Regions from separate parts of the Homo sapiens genome. Here region 2 is linked to region 1. Evidence: read pairs that join two places in POLR2A ChIA-PET (ENCODE). Cell type or tissue: PC-9. All regions are shown on one strand. Links, peaks and the distances in the headings refer to the core of each region. The heading gives the core; the rest is flanking DNA.

What was found. Peaks named below come from ENCODE experiments on the same cell type or tissue, not always from the same donor. Only the 100,000 strongest peaks of a DNase experiment are listed, where the experiment ranks them.
Region 2: POLR2A ChIA-PET joins it to region 1 with 10 read pairs; 2 of 35 experiments call an interaction of 5 or more read pairs at or near these places.

The regions. Positions count from the first base shown.
Region 1 is chr5:96,710,849-96,721,423 of GRCh38, forward strand. The region is part of intron 3 of CAST (calpastatin); the gene reads left to right. It overlaps LOC107986363 (a long non-coding RNA gene), which reads left to right. Exons shown (of 2, transcript XR_001742454.2): 1 at 1-1,625; 2 at 3,793-5,591. Among named protein-coding and RNA genes, the nearest start is that of CAST, 54 kb to the left of the region's middle. In PC-9, for the core only: no CTCF peak of the experiment used is centred there; a DNase peak (open chromatin) is centred at 4,223; H3K27ac peaks cover 1,920 bases.
Region 2 is chr5:96,586,571-96,597,145 of GRCh38, forward strand. The region is part of intron 4 of LOC101929710 (a long non-coding RNA gene); the gene reads left to right. It also overlaps a transcript of CAST not described here. Among named protein-coding and RNA genes, the nearest start is that of CAST, 71 kb to the right of the region's middle. In PC-9, for the core only: no CTCF peak of the experiment used is centred there; no DNase peak of the experiment used is centred there.

The DNA of each region.
Region 1 (10,575 bases), core at 2,077-7,076:
CTAATGGGTCCACATCACTTAAAAAAAAAAAAGTCTGTCCTCTGCTGAATATTCAGAGTTTAAAAATGGAGGTTTAATCTCTCTTGGCTGTTGAGTTTGAGCCTTCTGTTGGTTTCAATAATCTTTTAATTATTGCAGTATTGTGTGCTGAATTATTCTCACAGTGTTATTGTGGCAGGCCTGGATTCTTAGCCCAGAAAATTAGAATTGTTTTCTTCTCCAGCCCTTCTGACAATCATATTTTTATACCTGTTCACAGGTTTCCAAAGATTAAATGTGATCAACACTGATCTCCATATTTTCAATTAAAATCTTTGTGAAATACCACTTGATTTCCAGTTGAAGTAGTAGTAAACCATATTTTCTCAATGTATGTGTAACTTCTCCATATCCTACTATATATAGGTCAATGAACTGAAAATTTGGGTACCATTCAACTTGGGAAGACAACCAATATAAAACAAAGAAAAAGTTAACTAAGAACATTCTAGCTATTGCTGATAATCTGAAAAAAATTCTGGAATGCTCTGGGGGCAGGATTCAGTCTAGCAGCACGTATATAGTTTAGAGAAACTCTACAGGATGTAGATTTTGAAAATAAATAGAAACAAATAAATTTAACATTTATTAATTTATTGGACAACTACTGTGCTAAGTGATTTACATAAGATTTCATTTATTCCTTGTAAGAGTTGCATATTTTACAACTAGGTAAGGAGGTATTGACAGTTTTATAAATGAGGAGACTGAGGGCCAAGAGAGTTCAAATAACTTACCCTAGGTCACTACAAATAGCAAGATTCTATTTGATTCTAAAATTCTTTTCAGCAGACTAGTCTTACAAAATCCTCTGTTCAGTAGTTTGTATCTAAGTAGTTTAAATAACTGAGAGGGGAATTTGTTTCTAAACTTAAACACTGGAAATCAATATTGTGCTCTTTTGTTATATGCAGTATCTTAGGACTGCTGAAATTCTAATGGGTGAGGTTTCCCACTTGTCTGAAAGAGAGTATTGTACACTGATTGGGATTAGGAGATAATAGTTTAGTTGGCAGTTTCTTTGGACATTTGATATGGGCAGTAGAGAAGGAATAAATTAGCCATTTTGGAATATGGTGAAAATTAATAGTAAAATTAAATAGCACATAACTGAAAACACCCTTATCCTATAGGAAATAGGACACCCTTACCCTATAGGAAACTTTTGCTTAGATTGAAATATAAGCAGCAGTGCTCATATATTTACAGCAGTTTCAAATTCAAATGAATCCTACTTTAAAATGTGTTCTATCTATTCCACTGAATTGTTATCTGATGGGAAGGTGGAATGTAATGCAGTGGAATGTATCATTATCTGAAACAGGCATGGAGCAGTTTAGAAATTTGCTCAAGGTCACACAATTTAGCAGAGCTGAGATTCAAACTCAAGTGGCCTGGCTCCAAAGCCATTCTTCTAACCATGACACAACTTTTTTTCTTTTCTTTTCTTTTTTGAAACAGGCTCTTGGGGTCTTGCTCTGTCACTTGGGCTGGAGTGCAGTGGTGCAATCACGGGCCACTGCAGCCTTTATGTCCAGGCTCAAGTGGTCTTCCCATCTCAGCCTCCTGAGGGCCTGGGACCACAGGTGTGTGCTACCATACTTGGCTAATTTGATTCTTTTGTAGAGATGGGGTCTCACTATGCTGCCCAGGCTGGTCTCTAACTCCTGGGCTCAATCAATCCTCCCACCTGAGCCTCCCAAAGTGCTGGGATTATAGGCATGAGCCACTGTGCCCAGCGACCATCTCTTTAATATTTGCAAAGATTGATACAACACTGCCTCTTTAATATTTGCAAAATTAAACTTGCTGTCAGTATACATTTGTGAATTTGTTCTTCTTAGGTGGTTTCCAGAATAACATTTTATTTCACTCCCCATTTTCATGTTGGTTATTTGACAATCAGCTTGGATAAGAGAACCTTGTTACAGTTCTCATGACGTTGGCTTTTTAATTAAGAATATTCTTCAGTGAAAGGTGGGCTGGCTGCCAGGCCCATCTCTCAGTCCTCATGTTTGGCTCTGTCTTAAGATATCCTCATATGTTCCTCCCTACTTTGTGTTAGAGACATTTTGAGTCTCTCATTTCTGTGGAGATTGAGGCTTGCAGTTGGTTTTGCAGCGTAAGTGCACATAAAAGTTCTCATGTTTTTCTTGCTCTCTGTTCAGTTTACACCTAAGGAATGAATGCACTATGGAAGTAGAAAGGCTTTCTGGATGATTGTTCAGCAGACCTCAGAATTTCTCTTTTTTTTTTTTTTTTTGAGATGGAGGCTTGCTCTGTCACCCAGCTGGAGTGCAGTGGTGCAATCTTGGCTCATTGCAACCTCTGCCTCCTGAGTTCAAGTGATTCTCTTGTCTCAGCCTTCTGAGTAGCTGGGACTACAGGCACGTGCCACCATGCCCAGCTAACTTTCTGTATTTTTAGTAGAGACGGAGTTTCACTGTGTTAGCCAGGATGGTCACGATCTCCTGACCTGGTGATCCACCCACCTCAGCCTCCCGAAGTGCTGGGATTGCAGGTGTGAGCCACCGTGCCTGGCCAGAATTTCTCATTCTTATACCATAATCATATCATCAATAACCATATATGCTTTAGATGAGCTCATAATCTGTCAGGGTTGTTACAGGTATATGCTCTTGCTACCAAGATTCCTCTTCATTTGACTGGAACATGGACCTAAAGCAACCATGCATTTGAATCCAAAGAAAATGCCACAATGTAAAATAATGTTGCAGGTTCTTTCCTTTGAGGAAGATAAGCAAGATTAATGTGAAATGTGTAACTTCTCAAATTAGTGCTCAGGCTGGGCATGGTGGCTCACACCTGTAATCCCAGCACTTCGGGGAGGCTGAGGTGGGTGGATCACCTGAGGTCAGGAGTTTGAGACCAGCCTGACCAATATGGTGAAACCCCATCTCTACTAAAAATACAAAAATTAGCTGGGTGTGGTGGTGCACACCTGTAGTCCCAGCTACTTGGGAGGCTGAGACCGGAGAATTGCTTGAACCCAGGTGGCGGAGGTTACAGTGAGCCAAGGTCATGCTACTGCACTCCAGCTAGGTGACAGAGCAATACTCTGTCCAAAAAAACAAAAAAAACACAGTGGTCAGCACAGAATTACTCTGTCATTCTGAGGCCAAGCAAAGAAACTTTCGAGGCTGTTGGCATTCATAAAATAATAAAAATCACTGCTGTCTATTGATGTACCATGTGCCAGGCACCAAATCATGCACTTTATATACATACCCTCATTTAATCCTCACTGCTAGCTTATGAAGTAGGTATCTTTTTTTATATACATTAAATGAATTTAAAAACCTCACATTTGGAAGGATTAAGCAGCCTGCCTGTAGTTGTGCAACCAGAATTAGGCCTCAGGTCTATGGGACTCCAGAGCTCATGCTCTTAACCTCTGTGTTTCCCAATTGAACATCTGTCCTTAAGCACATTATTTAATGCCCTTCACTAAAGTATAGCATATAATATTAGAACTGCAGAACTACAGGATTCTCAAGGCCAACAGTTTTTACAAATAAAGAAAAGGTGCGCAAGAAAGATTAAGAGCTCCAAGTCACATGGCTAGTCAAGTACAGTCTTCCTCATGGCTCCTGTAGTGCCTGTTAACAGAAATTGTTTGATTCACAGGCTTATGTAAATCCTCACCTGTGAAACCTTCTCTAGGGGAGGGACAAGAAGCAGAAAGTAGGCTGCATTTTCTGGACCTGACTTCCCTGTTTTGCTTTATCTTAGGCAGCCAGAGATTAGACATATTTGGAATTATTTCATGCATCAAGAGAAGCAACTGGAATCCCTAGAGACATGAATACAACTTCAGGAAAGAAATCTGCTTTTCTATTCTTTGATGACTGACCTAGGCTGTGTGGCTAGCTCTTCTCCTTACTTACAAAATTATTATCCCATAAAAAAGCACTGGAAAACTAGAGTTTGGAAAGCAATGAAAATGAAGCAGTTGCCTCGTAGAACTGGAAGCTCAACTTCATGCCTTAAATGTGGATTTTTTTTTCTAAGTTCTTGGGGTGGTCCGGTATCAGAGCTCATAATCAGACCCTCAGAGAATATGGCCAGTATCCTTCTAGCTTGGATTTAGATCACAGATCAGCTGTGACTATTGTCACAGTTGCTAGGCAACGTTTGTATGTTTATTTCGAGGCCTACCCACATGTTGCATCAGAGGCCAAAGCTCATGTGCTCTGCACTCCTCAGAACAAGTAGAGCTCTTTATTTTTAACTAAACTGTTTCCTTGTAATGTATTTTATGAATGTACAGCCTACTCTGCCAAGCTGTAGTTATCTTCAGTTTCTCCCTAGTAGTCCCAATTCTCTAAATTTTTGCATTCAACTTCATCTAACCTGTTGCATTCTGGACTGAATATCTCTGGTACTTTCCTACCCCTAAGTCTTGTGCAAGCTGTTTTGCTCACCTAGAATGCCTGCCTGATCCAGCCTCTATCTACACATTTTGTAAAATCAAGATATTTTGTTTTAATATTTGATATGAGGGCAGTCAACTTGTTACAGCAAAAAGTTCATGGACATTATTGTCATATCTGTGTTCAAATTCAGGCTCTGCCCCTTCTTAACTGTGTAATCTTAGATAAGTTATTTAACTTCTCTAAGCATCACTTTTCTCATTGATAAAATGCAGATAATGTTTACCTATCAAGATTTATGAAGATATATTGAAATGAGATACATAGAGCACCTGTCACAGCTCCTGGTATTTGGAAGATTCTATAAGTCCCCACCTCCCTGTAGATGACACTACAATAAGCATCCAATAAATAGTCCCTGCCTTGTCTATGAAGCCTTTCCTAACCATCTTCCAAACCAGCACCTCAGAAATAGTCTCCCTCTTCTGACCGCCTGTAGCATTGTATTGTACCTAAGATCTTATCACAGTCAAACTTGTCAAATACTATGTTCTGAGATACAAGTTGGCACTGTAACTAGATCTGCTAGCACAACACCATATTCTGCCCAAAAGAGATGGCTGAACTTCATTCATAGATGATCCATTGTTTATCTTTCATCAGAATCACACTTTCAGTTATCATAAACACTATACCTTGTTAGATGACTCTATTGCAGGTCTCTTTAAAAGCACCATTATTATACTTAATAATTAAAGGGATTGTAAGAATGTATGTCATGGTGTGACAGCTTGGCAAACAACAGACATCTGAATATTCATTTCCTGAAGTGAATAATCCATCATTACAGAAAGAAAAATGGAAGCCTGTATTCAATAGACCTATAAAAGGTGTTTAAAGAATGTCCATGTCTTTCTTAGAAAAGCCCCTTGTGAGCAGCCTTGTTTTGTTGCGGTTGTCTTACAGGAAGCAGCTCAGGGTTTTGCGTATATGTGTTTTATTTTTAAGTTGTACAACTCCTGGTTGATGACAGTCATAACGTAAATGACCTAAAGTTTAAATTGCGTTATTCTAATCAGTTTTCTGACCTCTGCTGTCAACAGAATTTCTGACGATCAAATAATAAAACTCAGACAATATTGGTTTTGTGCCATAAAATAATACTCTTGTGTTTATTCATGTACAAATTCATGCATTTATCTCAGATACTTGTTAAGCAACTACTATGTTAAGGCTCCGGGGATGGGGATGGGGATGGGTGGCAACTCAAACAGGCCTGGCCCCTGCCTTCATGGAGTTCACATTTGGCTGTTTTATAAATGTTGTGAGGAAAGGATTTTTTTTCACCCATGATTGCCTTTATTTCAATATTTGAGATGTGTTATTAAATAAGAATCTGATCATGGCTCAGGTCAAATTATTTGTTTTTCTCTTGTACATCTAGCAGAGCTGTTTGTAAAAGTTAAAAATTAGTTATTGATTTGTCAGATTTTTTAATTTAGAAAATGTTTTGTATTTGTTTTGCGGTTTGCCTAAATTGCTCTAACATTTGGTATCTAATTTGACTCTCACAGTAACCCTGTAGGGTGCATGGTATTGCCATGATAAGAAACTAGATGCTCAGCAGGCTTAATTGACCTCCCATGGAGTCCCGGCCACTTAGCAGCCATCCAAATGGAAACTTAAGTCTTCTGATTTATTAAGTGTGTTCTTGATTCCAGCTTAAAAAAAACTTAAAGTATTAAAACTGTATCTTATTCTGTGTTTAAATGAGACTAACTGACAGCTAGAAAATGGAAACAAAAATGTGAATCAACTGTGATTTTTGAGCCCCTCTCTGCTACTGTATAGGCACTGTGGGGAGTAGAAATGACCTCTGCCTCTTGATAAATTTATAGCTTCATCGATAAGACATAATGTACACTTAGAAAGGAACTCAGTAACCCTCCAACACAGAATGCATGGTTCAGTGTTAAAGTGAGAAATATCAACACAAGAGTTGAGAAGATAATAAGAGCTAAAGCAGATGCAAATAGTGTATCTTGAGCTAAATCTTCAAGGGCAGGGAAGATGGGACTTGGGCAGGGAAGAGGCTTCTAGGCAGGGGGAATGGCAAGTTGCAAGGCTCAGAAGTGGAAGGGAGTGTGATGGTGATAGTGATAACAATAACTGCCATTTGCCCAGCACTTATCACTTGCCAAGCAGTTATTGGTTCACATGCATTAACTTATCCTTAAAACGGCTATCAAAACAATTCAACCAGAGAAGAATTGTTACTATTTCAATTTTACATATGAGGAAACTGAGGCAGAGAGGTTAAGCAACTTGCTCAAGGTTGCATGTGCATTAAATGGCAGCTGGATTCCACCATGGTCTTGAGACCAGAATCCACTCTAACCCTTTTAACCTGTGTGTTATGCTGCCTGATGTGGTGCTCGTGAGATGGTAAGGACACCTTCATGGTTAGAGGGGAGACTCAATATGGGGTCATGATGAGAGAGGTCAAATAATGGAGAATCTAAAAATCAGGCAGAAGGCATTAAACTTTGTCTAGGACTTATTGATATTTCATCAGTGCGGAAACATGGTAGACATTTATTTTAGAAAGATTAGTCAGCCCTAGACAGAAAGGATTGAGAGACAAATAAGGGTAAGGATGGCAACTATTAGATGGAAACTATTAAAAGGGGGTTTCTATCCAGGTATGGGTGATAGGTGATTAGACCTGGAGTAGGGTAGCAGTAGAAATGAGAAGGATGTAATGGTGATAAGGACTGGAACTGGCACTGAATCAACAGGTGAGTCAAGGCCAGGTGATTTCCTGAGAGCAGCTTCATGGTATTACCCCCATTTTACAGATGAGGAAATACGGAGGCTCCAAGAGGTTAATTTGGGCTAATAAGCATTGGAGCAGGGATTTCAGCCTATATCTATCTTTCTTGGCTTCCTCTCTTTAAGGTAAAATAATGCAGTCTGGTCATATAGTAGAGTTGCTGATAAGGTTTGAAGAATTGCTCCCAAAATAAGAGATGCTTAAAGTCATGGGGAGAAATCAACATTCAGAGGGAGCAATAATATCAGAGAAAAGGCAGAGACTGACTATTAAAGAACACTGGAGGGAGGGAGGAGGGTAAGGATTGAAAAACTACCTATCAGGTACTGTGCTTATCACCTGGGCGATGAAATAATCTGTCCACCAAACCCCCATGACACGCAGTTTACCTGTTTAACAAACTTACACATGTGCCCCTGAACCTAAAAGTTAAAAAAAAAAAGAATACAGAGAAGAATGGAGCAAGTGGAAGAGGCTTCCGGAAGAAAACAAGTTAGAGGTATAGGGAGGGAACCCAGGGCTCCTAAAGCCACAGCAGCCAACAAGGAGAGAACAGTCAGTGAATGACTCAAAGTGAAACTGCCAATGGATTGTCAAGTGGAGAAGGAGGGAACATGCACGCAGCCCAGTGTTCTTAGTAACCCTCAACAAACAAAGACAGATTCAGGTGTGTGAAGGGCAAGTAGTGTTGCAGGTGGGAGGATATGGGAGTGCTGCCAGTGATGGGGTGGAGAAGGGAAGGAAGGTCTGTCATGAGGAGAAAGAATTCTGACGCATCCGATGCCCCACTCTGTGCCAAGTTCCGAGCCAAGCCAGCTGCGGTCAAGGGGAGAGATCACGGGGAGGCTGAATGGCTGGAGGGGAGGCAGAGAGGATTCCTGTAATCCAGTGGGAGGTGCCTGGCAAGAGGCCAGGAGGACGTGAAGGGATTCTAATGTGTGGTAGACAAAGAAGTAAGGAGCTGAGGGAATGATTGTTCCATCAGCTACATGTAGTGGCGCAATGGATGAGCCCGCATCCTAGGAGCCCCCTTCCTCTGCCCCTGCTTCTATAGAAGCCCTTACCTTCCCATCCTGGCTCACTTGCCAGGACCTGCTGGGGAGCTCAGAACCCTCCCTACTCCCATCCAGTCTCACAAGACAGTTAAGTGAGCCTCCCACCTCAGCCTTCCAAGTAGCTGGGACTACAGGCGCGTGCCACCACACTCAGCTAATTTTTAAATTTTTTGTAGAGACAAGGTCTCACTACATTGCCCAGGCTGGTCTCCAACTTCTGGACTCAAGCTGTCCTCCCATCTCGGCCTCCCGAGGTGCTGGGATTTCAGGTGTGAGCCATTGCACCCATCTGTACATTGCTTTTTAAATAATAATTGTTGAATAGGCGGGTGAGTGGAGAGTAATTTCTATTAAGGAACTTTTCTCTGCTTCTTGTTACTCTGACTTGTGCCTTAATTCAAGTTTATAAATGATTACTAATATTTGGGATATTAAGATAGGTACATGGGTCATTTGGGAGGGGTAGTATTTTGATAGCAGCACTTTATACTCTGATTTACAGTATTAATTCTTTAGAGGTATTTTGGTGTATATGAGCACTGATGGTTGTGCTTTAAAATTGGCAGCCCGTTGATGTTAGCAGGACCAGCCAAGTGGCAGGCACTGCAGTAGAGGGACCTGGGTTAGAAGTCAGATGGCCAAGCTCCCAGGCCTGGCGTACACAGCTCGGAGGGTCCTCGTGCAGAGAGTGCTCCTTTCCAGCCTGAGCGATCCCTCCTTATCCTCCAATCACCGCATGACAGGTCACATTATCAGAACTGCCTGTCTCAACTATCCCCTGAACTGCTATGGTTCCCTCATCTACATTCTCATGGAACCCTGTGAGTTTCCTTTGTAGCAAATAATTGTTGGGAGTGATTATTTCTACTAATGCCATCTTTGACTAGGCTATAGCTTTCATACGGGCAGGGACATGCCTACTGGTTTTACCTCTGTGTCCCCAGCACCTGACACAGTACCTGGCACAGAGCATATTCTGGATAAACACCTGGGGGAGCCAATGAACTCTGGTAAAATCTTGGACATGAGATTCCATTTTTCTCACCTGTTTAAAGCCTGTATATTAAAGCTTGTATTAAACTTTATCACTAAGGTGCTTTCTCTTTGAAGATCTATGGATTAACCCTTCACAATTTTTTATTATAAATGTTATCCACATCAATGATACGAAATTCAAACAATGCAAAAGAGTATACAATGAAAGTGTATTCATTCATTCACCAGAGATTACAAATATTGAAAGTTGCTTGTCTTTACAGAGAGAATAAAAATTGAACAAGCTGTAGCCAGAATCGAATGGATTAATAATGGGGTGGGCATATTCCCTACTTCCAGCTCCCATGAAGCAGCTTTCATATTTCAGTTTTAAAATGGTTAGTGCCTTAGTGAGGGAAGAAAACTTTCATGCAGTAATCTGTGCTGCCAACAGGGGCCAAGGCCCTCAGCTAAATTCCCACTACACCCTGCGCCATTGCTGATTTTCAGCTGTTCTGTATAGAGATTTTACTGTTCATGGGGGCCCTCTGAAAGTTTTCTCCTTTCTGGAATTTGAGGATCACTTCAAGGTATTGTTTAATAAAGTAACAAGGCAGGCTGGACAATTCAAGGCAATGTGATTTTATGGATGATTTAATACATTTGGATGTGTGGAAAATATGTCTACCTAAAGATTTTCAGCTTCAGAAGCACTTTCACATAGAGTGTTTGGTTTCTGTGTTGGTGTTGCATGGTTGAGGGGAATCATTAAAGGAATGGAATGCAGCTAAGTGGAATTTCTTGAGTTTGAATGGAAATCTGTATAATCAATTCCAATTATGGAAGGATAGAATTACATAAATACAGGGACATTAAGCACCATAATGTTTTAAAATATTTTCAAGGAAAAATATGGATATTCATATATTTATCCATTAATTTGATAGAGGGAAAATCTGTCTTGGTACATCTTACAGTTTTCAGTACCAAAAAGAATATGAGAGAGGCCCTTCCATGCCCTGCTACAGTGACTGGGGCTTCTTGTATGTGTGCGTGTGTGTGTATTTTGGTGGAAGGGAGTGTCCAGTTGGTGCCTAAGGGTTCTCAGGAATAGTTATGTTTATATGATTATTTTTGAAAAATAAGTATACTAAAGCTTTGGATTTCTGTCTGTAAATTATGATAGTTTAACTACAAGCATCAATGTGTTCTGCATTAACTGAGGTTTGTGGGGAAGGTGATTTTGTTCATGGGCCATAGACTATAGTGGGTTTCATAC
Region 2 (10,575 bases), core at 3,775-8,774, 120 kb before region 1:
CAACAGTATGATGAGAAAGTTAGCTCATCAGAATAAGTTGGAAATCTAGTAACCATTTGGCAGAAGATTGCAATTCATAAAAGCAAGTATTTCCAAAGGCAGCCACATCGGTGATAGATTTGACCCTTACAACCAACACCAAAGTAAAGAACTGCTGGTACAAAGTAAAAGTTCCAGTATAAATTACATACCTACCATGAGTTAACCACAGATTAATTCACAAAGAGTTGAGAAGACAATTAATAATCTTACTGTTTATCAGACATCTACTAGGTGTTAGCCAGGCACTCTGTTAAGCCCTCTATGTATGTGATCCCATTTTAACCTCAGATAAACCCCATGGAGCATTTTTATCTCCGTATTACAGATGAGGAAATAGAAGTAAATTAGAATAAGTAACATACTCAAGATCATCAAGGTAGGAAAACCACCTTCAAACCGAGATTTATTCAAGTTTAAAGCCTCTGCTCTTTCTACTACCTCACACTGCCTCAGCTATTATTGAACAGAGTGTTATTTCTTTCTATAATAGCTCTGATTATTTAAGCAATAGAATTTTGTGTTCAGAAAACAGAACCCCTCATTTTCAATTCACCACATCAGCTAGAAAGGTTTGTACAGCACATTTTTTGCCATGAAAAGCAAAATTGACTTTAAGAGCAACCCATTACAGCCGCTCAGACCTTTGTCCCTCTAGCTCAGAAGGTCTATAGCATGTGCCTAGAGTTTGCAAATCCTACACACCAATAGAATAATGCACTCCAACATTCAAGAGTAACATGCTAGGATTGAAGGTGGTTAGGTGGGGAGAATATCCATTCTCCTGATTTCCTGACTAATGCAGGATAGTCATGCTGGTAAATATACAGAGAGGACTGGTATGGTGTTTTGAATAGTTGCTACTTACGTTAAGTAGGCAAATATTTTGAATATCATCTTTGTGATGAGAGGGTTGTTGGGACACAGAAGGTAAGTGATTGTTTCTTTAATTTGTAAAAGCTATCTTTTTGTAAGCAGAAAGACCAGTAGGAAATGGGTAACCAATAAGAATACTGAACATACTTAATCATGAAAAATGGTGAAGCTATTGCCAATTTCAGCTCTGTGGACACATTCTAGGAGGTTTTAACTGCAAGAAATGCTCAGTTATATTCAAATCAGGAGGAAATGCTGATTGAGAAACATTGAAGATCAACAAATTCCCCTTACTATTTAGGTAATAGTATTCTTTATTTTTGTTCCAATTATGCATGATATTTAAATAAGGAATATTCTGGAAGCTCTGCTTAACTGTTTCAGAGAGCTTCTATTTTTATTAACTGTGGTCTTTCTTAAAAATAATTATCTCTATGAGATCATATGTGCAAAGTGCCTATACTAGTGCCAGCTCGCTGAGGCAGCTCATGTAGCTCAGGTTTCTTTTCCTTACTGGCACTCTAGCTGTATAGAGTTTTGTTCCATGATCCAGTCATCACCTGGATGTAATTACCTCAACTGTAGTCACTTCAAAAGGAATAATAGTTTCTAGGGTGTTATTATTTTTTTCATAAACAAAACTGATGCAATTAATATGGATGTTATAAGCCATGTTAAATTCATATATTATTTTCTTTCTTTCTTTCTTTCTTTTTTTTTTTTTTTTTTTTTTTTGAGATGGAGTCTCACTCTGTTGCCAGGCTGGAGTGCAGTGGTGCAATCTCGGCTCACTGCAACCTCTGCCTCCCAGGTTCAAGCAATTCTCCTGCCTCAGCCTCCCGAGTAGCTGGGACTACAGGCACACGCCACCATGCCCAGCTAATTTTTGTATTTTTAGTAGAGATGGGGCTTCACCATGTTGGCCAGGATGGCCTTGATCTCTTGACCTCATGATCTGCCTGCCTCGGCCTCCCAAAGTGCTGGGATTACAGGCATGAGCTACGGTACCCGGCTTAAATTCATATTTTCTTCATGCAAACATAAGTTTACTGGGCTTTTTTATCTGATAACTATAGTGGTCTAATTCTTCAAATACACTTTTTTTAAAGCTGCTTTTTACCAATTGGATGAAATTACAATAAGATGGCCAGAAAAACGATTTATGATCAGAGCCCAAGAGAGTAATCAATTTACACTTTGAAGCATGAAGTCTGACTGCCCTTTTCTCTAATGTAACACACCATGTACTACAATTTATTGGCCATAAAACTACTCATCCATAGTCATTCACTTTGTCCCATGATTTCTCTATGCAATCTTCAAAGAAAGGATTCATGTGAAATTGGTTAACTATTTACTTCATATAGAAAAAGCTCCACCTACATTTTTTAGTTCTGCTTAGGAAGAAGACTGCCATATATTGGTACTGGAATTCTGCAGTTAACATTCATAATATATTTTATTCAATTGACTATTAATGTTTAGGCCTCAAGAATTATTAATTTGTCTTCCCACATACTTTCTTTCTTCCCCAGGTTATAAAGTTAGACAACGATTTTCTTTTTCAGCTTTTCAAATTTACTACCACAACTACCCTTCCTTCCCAAAACAGTTTCATTCAGAAAATGATTTAATTTACATTACTCTAAAGATAACAGATATCTAAGTAATGTCAAACTCATTCCCCACTCTTCAATTTATGTTCAAAGGTCCAACTGATGCTCATATTACAAAGATTGATAGAGTAAATTGTCAAATGTTCAGTAAACTTTTCAAGGACATTCAAGAAAGATGCTTGGATCTTTTGTAAACATGTATTCTGGCAAAAATTTCCAAAATTTCTATAATTTGAATATGAATAGACGTATATTTCATTTTCAATATCATAGTATGTCAATCCTTTTTCTTCTTTAAAAACTGGTGTGTATTAAAAATGGAAAGTTTACATTTTTATTTTCAAAATGTTTTGAATCTTGGGAACTCTTTCCCTCTTTTAAAGACATTATAATAACACTTTTCACTTATCTTAAAGTCATTTTTGCACTTGCTTTTAAATTTATTTCCATTTGGAGATGGAACATATCACCTATCGTCTCTGAATCTGCATTCATTGACAGAGAAACAGTAATTTCTAGAGCAAAAAGTTTTAGTTACAATTTGAGGAGAAAGGATATTTTGTTAAAGTTGAGTGATTCCTTTAATAGCATAACTTCTCTATAGCAAGGACTAGGAGAATATAATAATTTTTAACATAATTATGCTTTTCTTTGAGTATGTTCAATCTAGCACAAAAGCCTTGCTAAATAATCAGCTATCACGTCTCATTCATAAGGGTCTTTCTTCGATTATAAGAAAAACAAATTTAGTAGTAATTCTCTGCACTCCAGGCAACTGTTCCTTATACAAGGAACTGCCCATTAAAATCACTTTAAAATAGGCTTTAGAGGGTTATCAAGAAGAACACTTTTGAAGTTTCTCAGATATTTCATATGTGAAACTGAACCAAGGCAGATTTAGTCAAATGAGAGTATTAGAGCACTTACAATTTGAAACAGGCTGTTTTATACTGTTTCTGATGCTCTGCTAACTAATTTTAAAAGTGAAGAAATTTCCTGTGACTTGAATTCTTCTATAATTTTTCAGAGCAAGTTGTATTAATAAATCATCCAGTTCCTTATTACAAAAAATGCAGTCCATGAACCACACTGGCATCATCTGGGAACTTGTTAGAAATGCAGCATCTCAGACCTACTGAATCAGAATATGCATTTTTAGTGAGATACCCAGATGATACACAAGCATATAAAAATTTAAGAAGCATTGATATAGTTAACATTGATACTTGGAAGGGCTAAATATTCTTTATTACAGAGTTTTCCAATGTATGTGCTAGGAAAGGCTGTTGTGCTGCAAATGGTTTGCAGGTAAGGACTCACCTAAGGACTCTCTCAACCCTTGGAGCAGATGGGTGGAATTGACTTGGCCAGAACCCCCCAGAGCATCTCCTGCCACCTGCAAGTGGCCTTGTCCCTTAACCCCAGTGTGCCATACAGACACCATGTCCTAAATGTGCCACTACATGGAAAAGATAGCAAAGCGCTGCTGTGATAAATTATGTTTAATCAAGGAATAATTTGATGGGACGAACCAGAGGGGAAAAGTAAATAGAAGTAGGAAGTCAAAGTTCTTGGGCACAGACAAATCAACAGTGAGGAAGTCAGGGTGAGACTGGAAACTGGTTCCTATTCTCCAACTCCTTGCAAAGTTAAATAAGTAAGATCTGCACAACAACTAAACAATGTTGGAAAAATAGTTCTTGGCTGGCAGAGTTAAGCTCCTGCTTTAAAAATGATTCGTCAATTAAAAATAATATTAATAAATATTAACTAGTTAATTAATTAAAAAGATAAACCAGCATAGCCAGCAACATGCATAGAATTGTTCCACAGTTAAACCTTTAGCAATGGCAACAGAAGGATTGCTTGACGGTGTTTCATGAATATTGCACAATCCCTGTTCTCCATAGTGAGAAAACTTCCAGTTTTCCCTCAGTATGGGCAGGTCCCTTTCACAGAAAAACAGAAGCATAAAGTGCTCCTCTCTTCCCTTACTAAAAGTACTGATGGATACATTGACACCAATCCCATAGTTCTCAGAGAACAGCAAAAGAAGAGAAGAGAAGCAGAGCAAATAGCACTTATGAAACAGATGTCAGCCTAAATAACCGAAAGAGTCAGAATCTAGTTTAAAGAGAGTTTATTCAAGCACAAAGTTTGAGGATGGCTGCCTGCAAAACACAGATTCTGATGAATGGAAGTCAGTGCTCTGAAGTGTAGAAGTTTGGGGTTATTTTAGATAAAGCTTGGGGATGGTGAACAGAATTTCAACATCTTTCTGTATAAGGCTTGATGTATAGTTACAATGATCTGATTAGTCGAGGTGGTCTTTTTCTTTCGAGAAGGCATATTTAAAATTCAACATTACAGATGTAACAGTCATGGGGTCTTTTTTGTCATCTGGTCTGAGTTAGGTACAGGACAATAAAGGAGGCAATTAATCTATAAAAAAGATCAGTGACTGGAAGGCGAATAGGTCTGGCCTCTGGTTGTTTACAGAACAAGAACAATGAGGAAGAGAGCTAATTTATAATCTAAGAAGCAGAAGTTGCAAATATGCTCTGTGACTCAGTCTCCAGGGCTTAAATTCTTCCTTGGCATAATAAATTTAGAGGGTCCTGCAATTTTATTTTCTTTTACACAGAAAAGCCTCGAAGTAATAAATAAGTCATTGGTGGAGGACATTTAGCAAAGCACATTGGAGAAAAGCAGTACTGTTTATAAGGATTCTGTGCTTACCAAAGACTGAACTTTGGAAAAACTTATCTAACAAGACTGGGTGGTCACTTTAGTTTGTATTGTAGCTCATAATAAAGAAGTCAATAGTTCAGTACAGGTGGGTGTATGAGAAAAACAGTAGAAAATTCAGAAGAGGATCAGCAAGCCCAAATATCAAGAGAATAATAGAATATAGACCAAATTAGAGTAGACATTTCTCTTAGCCATGTTTGTCAAAGTGTTTGACCAGTGCTTTGAAGGAATGGCTTAGAAGTTGATATAAGAACCCAGCTATGGCCGGGTGCGGTGGCTCATGCCTGTGGTCCTGGCAATTTGGGAGGCTGAGGCGGGCGGATCATTTGGAATCAGGGGTTCGAGACCAGCCTGGCCTCTAGCAGAGACCACCCTGTCTCTGCTAGAAATACAGGGGGATTGGCCAGGTGTGGTGATGTGCGCCTTTGGTCCTAGCTGCTTGGGAGGCTGAGGCAGGAGAATAGTTTGAGCCCGGGAGGTGGAGGTTGCAGTAAGCCGAGATCACACCACTGCACTCCAACCTAGGTGACAGAGCTAGACTTTGTCTCAAAAAAAGGGGGGGAAAACCCAGCTATAGCAATTGTCATTGCTGTATGTGGCATTATGCTTTAATTTTTCAGCTAATATTTTATTTCATTCATTAATATGGTTCTTTCTCACTTTTTTATTTTAAAGAGAAAAAAACTAAAGAATCCCAGTTTTAGCTTCTCTCTTATAGCATAGCAATGACTTTAAGTTGGTTTCTCTCTATAGTTTTTTTTCCAAACCTATTTTCCACATAATTATTAAAGAAACTCTTTGAGAACAAATTATTTTGTGTCACCTTCCTGCTTCTATTGTTCCAATGACACTCGTAGCTTCCTGGATTGTTTAAATTCCTTCATTTGGCACTTACATTTCTGTTTTATTTTCTTTTTTTTTTTCTTTTTTGAGACAGAGTCTTGCTCTGTCGCCCAGGCTGGAGTGCAGTGCCGTGATCTCTGCTCACTGCAAGCTCCGCCTCCTGGGTTCATGCCATTCTCCTGCCTCAGCCTCCCAAGTAGCTGGGACTACAGGCGCCTGCCACCACGCCTGGCTAATATTTTTGTATTTTTAGTAGAGACAGGGTTTCACCATGTTAGCCAGGATGGTCTCGATCTCCTGACCTCGTGATCCGCCCGCCTCGGCCTCCCAAAGTCCTGGGATTACAGGCGTGAGCCACTGTGCCCAGCCTGGCACTTACATTTCTTTAGGATTTCTTAAATCTCAGCTTCCTTTGTGGCCCCATACCCATCTGCATCCAATTCCATCAAACTGCTGTCGTCCCCCAAACACACAATGCTTTAGTGTGCCTTGTGCCGTTGCACCTGCTGTCACCCTACGAACATGCTCTTCTCCTTTGTTCACTTGCAAAATCTTTCTTATCCTTGAAGCTTCAGCTCCAGCGTCACCTCCTGTAGAAAGTCCTTCTCTCTTCTCTCCATCTTGTGACGTGTTCTCTAACCCTGAGCATGTCTTGATCATGGAATTTTTTAGAGGGTATTGCCATCAGGACCCGTTTCATGGGTGTGTGACCTATGCAGTATCATTGAGCCTTGTACTCTGAAGGGCCCCACACTTTATTTAATGCTCTGTTGCCATCAGCTTGAAATTCTCAATAATTTTAGCTTTGATTTGTGTTTTGTAGCTGAAGTCCAATGGAACAATGAGGTATGCACATGAACAGAAGAGATACATGCAATATGTGTGCAATGGACTGAATGAGCAGAAGAGATACATGTAATGTGCATGTAAAATGTATATATGAAATCCTAGCCCTCAGTGTGATGATATTAGGAGATGTGAGGAAATTAGTCATGAGAGTGAATGCTTCATGAATAGGATTAGTGCCTTATTAAAGGGATCCCAGAGAGAGCTCTCTTGCCCTCTTTCCACCATGTGGGAATCCAGGAAGATAGCCATTTGCCACCCAGGAGCAGGCCCGCATCAGAGCCTGACCACACTGGCACGCTGATCTTGGACTTACAGCCTCCAGAAGTGTGAGAAATAGATTTCTGTTGTTTTTAAGCCACACTGTCTATGGCATTTTATTATAGCAGCTGAACTAAGCCAATGCATGTCAGCCATTCCTTACTGCCCCATTCGCATAAATAATTTGCAATGCCAAAGATCACAGAATTCCAGTGCACCCACAATGCAGGAGAGTTCAGCAAGACTCAAAATTATAGTACAAGGTAAGCATGTTACATGTACTACTGAGGAAGCAGTGGCACTTGCAATTCCAAGAGGCCATGCCTCACCTTCCAAATAGAACTTTCTCTGAATGCATAAAGAAAGCAATGATGTTGTAAGAAACATGAATGAGCAAGAAACTCTCGTTTTTTCCACCTCTTATTACTTCCCTATATTAGCCAACCGTTCCTGCAGAAAATCATATAGAAGAAAGGGAAAGATAGGGCAACCCATAGCTCCTTTGCTTGCAGTTCATTACTCATTAGCAAACTAAAAGTAGAGTGTTGGTAGAATGCATGAATGTCAAGATGTAAACAGAAAAACAGTCGAGTTAGCCTTGTGGAGCATTTCTACTGTTCTGCCAAAAACAAAATACTAAGATTATGTAATTTCGATGATTCTGCGTGAGTTTAATGTTGTCATATTTGAATTTAAAACCAGCGTTGTAGAATATAAAGATGGATGACAAAATTCATTCTAGTAATTTAAATTTTAATTTTTTATTTACTTAGAATATTAAACACCACATTAAAAAATACCATGCCAAGTCAAGATAACCTACAGAAAACAAAGAATTTTCAAATTTTAGTACTGCTTATGTCACCTTTTATCTGCTTTTTCAACAAGAGGTTTCAAATTTTTATTTTGCAGTAAATCCTACAAATGATATCACCGGCTATGATATTATAGTAAACTCTGTTTTTGTTTTCTATGCACCACATTAACTTAGGAGTTGCTTAAAGGTGAGGATTGTGGCAAGATTTTTTTTTCTCTTATTATTCCTGGTGTTTACATATAGCAAGCTCTCAAAAAATGGATTTCAAATGGCAATTGCAGTTAAGTTTAATGTTTCGAGAAAGGCAAGACCAAGGAAGCAGCTCTTTTTCCAGATGCATCTCAAGTATATTTTGTCCTGAGTGTGTCAAATATGGAATCTACAGAGTAAAACCAATTCCCCGGTCAATTGGCCCTGGATTTGAACACTGGCTAGGTCTATGTTAGGCACTGTGGGAGATTCACATTATATCTTGGAATCATTCATGAAGCCCATCTGCTTACTCACAGAAACGTGGGATAGCAAGTGCAGAGGATCAGAGCTGGCAATGGACATGCACATGCAGGCATAAAATGGGCTGGGAGATTTGCCTCAGATACTAAACCGGATGTTTATCTAGGTAGATAAAAACATGATTCCCCCATTGGCAACTCCAGTGGCTCAAGGTGAGGAAAAAGAGTTCCAACATATGGACTAGGACCAGCCACAAGTGTAGTCAGTGGCCTGGGTCCCCAGATTATTATCAAACAGGAATTACGTGGAGAGTTTATGTGAAACAACCTGGGAATTCGTCACTAGGGAAGCTGTGAATCAGCAGCAGAACTCCAGGCCTCAGGGAAGGGCCACCGAAGGGGAAGACAGGACCCCAGTCATGGAGGGAAGTGGGGTCAGGGAATCTTCCCAGAACAAGACCTCGAAAGGACCAGAGCAGAAGCCTGACTCATAACCAATGCCAAGGGTGGGATGGGGAGCAAAGAAGCAGAGACAGTGATGGGCTCAGGCAAGGCACTCAGTTGGATGACACAGAACCTGAAATGGATAGGGAGAATAAAGGAGAAGGCCACCTAGAGGCCAAAGAAAGTATTTCAGGGGAACGAGGAAGAAGAACATAGAGAAAATATGCAGAACTTAGATAAAAAACATATAGCTTGGTTAGAGAAAAAAGACAAATATATATGAAACAAAATAGAGTTAAAATTCAACATAACATATTAGACCCAAATAATGGAGTTCTTATTTAAGTACTATGAGAAGTCAAAGTGAGTTGGAGAAGGGAGAGAAGGCTTCCTGGAGGAGGTGGCGTGGCATAAGACCTGGATGTTCAAGGAAAAAATATTCAATCCACTCAGGAGGGATATACTGAGCCTGCAGAGAGCTGCAAATGGGGTGGTCTCTATAAGGGGTTTGTGCTTAGGAGTGTGAGGTGTAGGAATAGTATGGTAGGCTGAATCATGCCTCTTCCAAAGATGTCCATGTCCTAATCTCATCCCCCAGAACCTGTGAATATTGCCTAATATGGCAAAAGGAACTTTGCAGATGAGATCAAGGGATTGAGATGGGTAGATTGTCCTGGATTAGCCAGGTAGGCCCAATACAGTCACAGTTGTCCTTACAAGAGGGACACAAGAGGAGTCAGAGCCAGAGGAGAAGACTGACTCCTGAAGATGAAACCAGAGGCTGGAGCAATGTGTTTTGGAGAAGGAGGAAGTAACTACAAGCCAAGGAATACAGTCAGCCACTAAAAGCTGAAAAAAGCAAGGAGACAGATTCTCCCCTCAGAACCTCCAGAAGGAACGACCCCACCAACCTCTTGATATTTGCTCAATCAAACTGATTTTTTGCTTTTGCCTCCAAAATGGTAAGAGAATAAATTTGTGTTGTTTGAGCCACTAAGTGTGTTGTAAATTGTTTCAGCAAAAATAGGAAACTAAAACCAGCAATAGGAAACATGGACTAAGCTATAGAGCTCTTTGTGGTCACTACAGCCATGCTCATGAAAAACAAATGTAGCCAAGCATATGAGGGAACTTGCTGTGAGATGCTTTCTTCTGTGTTCATGATGGAACACAGCAGCCCACCTCGAGATAAGCCCTGGAGAGTGGAGGCTCCACTGAATTCAACCTACAGCACCATGTTGAGAATCCTCAGCTGCCAACAGGTTTTTTCTCACAGTCTGGAGGCTGGAAGTCTGAGACGAAGGTGCCAGCAGGGTTAGTTTCTAATGAGGGCTCTCTGACTTGTGTTTGGTGATTTTCTCACTGTGTGCTCACATGGCCTTTTCTCTGAGCATGTGAGGAGAGAGAGATCTCTGTTGTCTCTTCCTCTTTTTATATGGACACCGGTTCTATCAGATTAGGGTCCAACCTCTATGACCTCATTTAACCTTATTACCTCGTTAAAGGCTCTATCTCCTAATACAGTCATATTGGGCATTAGGGCTTTAACATGTGAATTTTGTGGGGGACACAGTTTAGTCCATAACAGGTGACAGTGATCAAGATGGCATCATCCTGTACTTTTAGGATC